Linked DNA regions of Homo sapiens: region 2 is linked to region 1. The links are chromatin loops, found by intact Hi-C in ENCODE. Cell type or tissue: endothelial cell of umbilical vein. All regions are shown on one strand.

Region 1 (2,500 bases):
AACAGAAACACCATGGAAGGTACTGTTGCTGCCACCCCCTCATTCCAGCTCCTTTCTTTCTGAAAACCACTGGCCGTGAATTCACACAGGGAGCCTCTTTGTATTGCTCTTTGAGGTTATGTTTATGTGCCCATGCCCTTGAGTGATGGGCAAAACATGTCTTTGATTTTGTTTGAGAATGCTTTTTAATGTTTATTTCACAGCATTTTTTTCCTATGACAGTTTCATAAGTGTATTTGTAGAATAGAGCAATTGAATAATCTCTGAATTTAAAAGTCCCTAAGCACTCATTGACACCTTCTCATTTGGGGCATATTGAGCTTAAAAACAGCTTTTCATAAAGTCTCTAAATTCCAATTTATACTTTAGACATGAACGTCCCCATGGGTCGATTGGATGGAATGAATGTGCTTTGTATGGACACTTAGATACTTCTGTGGGAGGATTTTGTTGCTCTGTGTTTCTCTCATTTCCCCTTTACTGTTAAACTTAGATTAAAACAAACCTTTTGGACTAAAGGCACTTAACCTCAGTTAGAATCACCTTTGCTTGTGCACAAATTATATTGATGTGCTCATTGGTTCTACTGCTGGATTTTACTGGCTTAATAACAGGGAAATTCATATTGTAGGTTGCACTGTGTAGTTGGGAAATTACATAAAAATCATCATCAGGGCACTTAATGTCTTTCTAATTTTAGTTTATTTCTTCATTTGTTCCCGTGTTAGATCCCAGCCTGTTACTTTGCTTCCAGGGTTCACTGTGATCATTTTGTTCTGTTCACCAGAAACTACCATTAACCCCCACCTTCTCTTCTTGCTCTGTGGCACACAAATCCCTGAAGAGCCCCCCAAAAGTAAGTGAAAGGCTGGAAACTTCCTACTTTTATACCTAAAAATGTCCTAGAAGCTGGAAAATAAAAATCTGCTGCCCCTTTCTACTTGCCAAATATGAATATTTGCCTGCATCTGTTTAGGAGATTTAAAAAAAAAAAAAATTATGTTTGGGTACCAGCAGCCCGGTGATGTCAGTGCCACTGTGGGACTCAAAGCCCATTAACACTCAGACTGAAAAGGAAGTATTAAAATTCCTTCAGCTTTACTAATATATTTCTCCCCACTGCCTGTCTCCTGGAGAGGGGACACTCAGTACATTCTCACCTTAGAAAAATGAGAAATTTCCATTACACAATAGAACAGCACAGGGCAAAGAACAAAGGGCTTTGAAGTTAGCCTGAGCTGAGGTCAAATGCAGCCCTCGCCTCTAGCTATCTCAACTTGGGCACATGGCAAAATTTTGCTTCACGTGAAATGAACTAACCCATTGCGTGGAGATTATCACAGAAATGTTGCAGGATTGTTTTGTGGATTGGACTCATGGGGTAATGCATTTAGCACCGTGCTTGGCACATAGTAAGTGCCGAATGAGAGTGGTTGTCTGCTACTGCTTCTTTTGGTGACACAGTTTGGTTGCCGCTGTTGCTGCTGCCACAGCTGTGTTTTATTATAGCTACAGCCTTGATTATACTTCAGGAGAAAAGTTAAAAGTAGAGACTCTATTCATTTTGAATTGTTTAGAACACCACAGCTTAGAAGTGCAGCTCCAAATATTATGTCACAGCCTTAAAAATAAAGTTTGCAAGCATGGTTTCTAAAATAAATATCCACCTTTCTTGGCTACTTAAACCGGGAGCCAGGTGGCTCATTTGCCCAGAGATGCCGAGACATGTGTAATCAGAGAATGGGAGAGTATCCTGGTATCCTGGAACCCAACTCCATGGAGAAAACTGAACTGGGGTGTTAGAAAGGACGCCTGGCCCCCTTCCTTCCTCAGTCAGCTCAAGGTGAGGCCATCAGGGTCTTCCAGCAGTGCTGAGCCCAAGCTAAATCGCCACAGAGACAAAGTTGCCCTTCCCCTTCCCCGTCCTCCCAGCAGCTGCCTTTCTTTGCTCATCTGGCACCTTCCATCTCTCCTCTGCCTTATTTGGGACTCTGTGGCCTGCCTTCCTCCAGATCCGTCATGTCCCTTCTCCCAACCAACTCCTGTCCACCCTGTGGCCTCCTCAGCAAGACTGCTTTTGCTGTTAGCCACCTGAGAGGAAAGCTGGGGAGGATATCAGTGGTGCTGTGGTAGTTCATGGTCATGAGGGGCTTTACTAATGGCAACAGCCCCAAGACTTCAGGTTATCCCATGCAGCAGATAGGACAGGAATCATATTCTGATTCAGTTTCCTGAGATTGAGAGAGGGTAAGAGACCTGCCTGAGGTCACACAGCTGGTATACACCCATGGGTCTTAATTCTAATTCCCAGCATCCTTTCAACTACCCTTTGCTTCTCTAAACAATGAAGTTCTTGCACATATTTAAAGCTACACGGTTTTCAGTATCTTCACCTGTATTCGCTCCCACATCAAATATTCTATAATTACAGGCCGGGCACAGTGGCCCACACCTGTAATCCCAGCACTTTGGGAGGCTGAGGTGGGTAGATCACTTGAGG
Region 2 (2,500 bases), 51 kb before region 1:
TGTGCAGCCAAGTTTGGAACCCACTGTATTATCATTGTTGGTTTATTCTCTATTAGGCCAAATTTGTCAAGGATAAGGGATTATGTACTATCATTGCCCATAGCGTATAACACAATGCCTGGCATGTTATGTCACTCAGCCAAACAAATGATTGAACACATGAACAGTCTGAGAATCTATTGTACTCACATGAGAAAGTTCCTAGAATTATTGGTGAAATCACCACCACCTAAATAAAAGGCCAGGGCTCTCACTATTGATTACTTACAATAGAACATTTTCGTTCATGGCAACTGTTCAGGAAAAGCCTTCTGGATTCATTCATTTGTTATAAATGACTCTTATCCATAGGAAAAGATCCAATCTTTGTAAAATGCTTTGGGATCTTTAATGTCCAGTAGACTTCCCGTTTTTTGTGTGCTTTGCCCCAAGTTTCTTGGGTATTAAATTATGCACAATTTTGTTTCCTTTCTTTGGGAAGGTGAAATGCTGGACTCCCTTCAGTGCATGTGTTTGAAGTGGCATATTTATGGAAATTACTACCCACTTTTGAAATTCAGGGCATAGCTCTGACAGCTGATTCCAGCCCTACCAGAATTCTATTTACAACTTTCCTAGACAGGCCAGATTAGCTGTTCTACACGAACGAGTAGGACCTTAAAACACACCGCTCCCCACCTTCCTTCTGTGAAGAACTCAATGCGAGATTGATCATAGTGGTGATGACATGACTCTGTCAGTTGTTGAAGCACATGGATGGAAGTAGAAGCACACAAATCAAACCACTCCAAAAGGTTTGAGAGGCATCTGGGGAAGGGGTCACTTACGTTGATATCAGGGAGTGTAAATCTACACAACCTTTCTAGAAGTCAGTTTATCAACATGCATTAAAAACAAAATATTTTTAAAATAACAACCTTTGAACTGATAATTACACTTCAGTAATGTATTTGAAGGAAATAAAGATGTGGTGAGATTAGCTACAAAGTTGTTCATCACAATGGAATGTTTTCTGTGAAAAATATTTATCGACAAGGAAATAAATTGATGACATCATAGGTTAAACAAAGTCCTCAGCAGTGTCAGTATAATTCCACCTTAGTAGACAAACCCAAAACATTTATGTGCATAGAAAAAAATTCTGGAAGGTCGTACACAGTGAATTTCTCTGAGTGAAAAGATTGTGGGTGAGTGATTCTGTGTGTATTTTTCCTTAGATTTTTAATAGACAGTGATACATTGTTTTCTAATTTTAACAAGCAGTGTTTTCTTGTTAATTCGCTTTCAGTGAAGCTGATTAGTTCCGTGTGAAGAATGCTTTTGCATCTACTGCTTGATAGCTGATAAGCTTTAGTGACATCTCAGATACCAGCCCTTCTATAAAACAGTTGCTGCCACTGTGCCAACTTATTCAAAGCAAGGGCTTCCTATCTGCCAGAAATAATGTACTCAAGATTGATATCTTCATCCCAGATACCTTGGTTCTAACCAGTAAAGACTATAATAGATTTATCTACTAGGACCTGTACTACTCAAATGAATTCATTCCAAGATTCTTCTGAATTATGAAAATACTATAATTATAGTTGATTCTGTTCCAAAGGGCTAATTAATTACTTTTTTAAGGAAGCAAAGGAGTATAAGAGCTATTTGGTTTCTAATTTTATCATTTAACAACTTAGAGGGACTCTTAGTGCTCAAAATGAGGAAGAAAAAGGAAAAGGAAAAAGTTCATGTGCTAATTCAACAAATATTTATTGATTATCTGCCATGTGCCAGGACCTCTACTAGTCCTGGAACACAGATGTATACAATGCAGGTGAGTTTCTTTCCCTTATGAAACTCAATATTTAGAGTATAGGGGATGGCAGATGTAGAATATAAAATTATATACAAACATCTAAAATTTGAACACTGGTTAGGGTTTTATGGAAATAAAATAGTGAGACAGAGTGACCAGGAATGGAGAGGGGCATTTTAATGAGAGAAATCATCTCTGGGAAGGTAGCATTTGCTTTGTGATCTAAGAAACGAAAAACAACCAGATATTTGAAGGTCTGAGAATATCTAGAAAGGACAAATAGTTATCACAATAGCCTCAGTTGGTATGAGAGCTTGGCCTATTCAGAAGACAGAATAGATGCCAATTATATAGAACTCAATAAATTAGGGGACTCACTGAAGGAAATGATGCTGCTAAAATGCCGTGTGATGAAAAGTCTTGTAGAACATACTAAGGAGTTTGACTTTGATCTAATTGGTGACTATTGGAGGGCTTTAGATAGGCGAGTGAAACAGATGGATTTTAACATTTGAACAACTATCTTGACTGCTTGTTTGAAGAATAGACACTAGGTAGGAAGAAGGGGCATGAAGTGACCAATGAAGAAGCTATTGCAGCAGTTGTGAGAGGCGATGGTGGATTATTAGCATGGTGTGGTAGCAGGATAGTGATGTGGGGATGGATTAACAATAAGTTTAGTGGGTAGAGTTGACCTGA

What was found. Hi-C counts contacts between places; a loop is a spot of excess contacts. Peaks named below come from ENCODE experiments on the same cell type or tissue, not always from the same donor. Only the 100,000 strongest peaks of a DNase experiment are listed, where the experiment ranks them.
Region 2: it touches region 1 in a loop (7-fold over the local background); 7 of 110 quality-filtered maps call a loop at or near these places.

What each region holds. Positions count from the first base shown.
Region 1 is chr3:25,507,912-25,510,411 of GRCh38, forward strand. All of the region lies in intron 3 of RARB (retinoic acid receptor beta), which reads left to right. Among named protein-coding and RNA genes, the nearest start is that of RARB, 81 kb to the left of the region's middle. In endothelial cell of umbilical vein, no CTCF peak of the experiment used is centred here; DNase peaks (open chromatin) are centred at 1,140 and 2,160; H3K27ac peaks cover 2,500 bases.
Region 2 is chr3:25,457,207-25,459,706 of GRCh38, forward strand. All of the region lies in intron 1 of RARB (retinoic acid receptor beta), which reads left to right. Among named protein-coding and RNA genes, the nearest start is that of RARB, 30 kb to the left of the region's middle. In endothelial cell of umbilical vein, no CTCF peak of the experiment used is centred here; DNase peaks (open chromatin) are centred at 45 and 1,045; H3K27ac peaks cover 2,043 bases.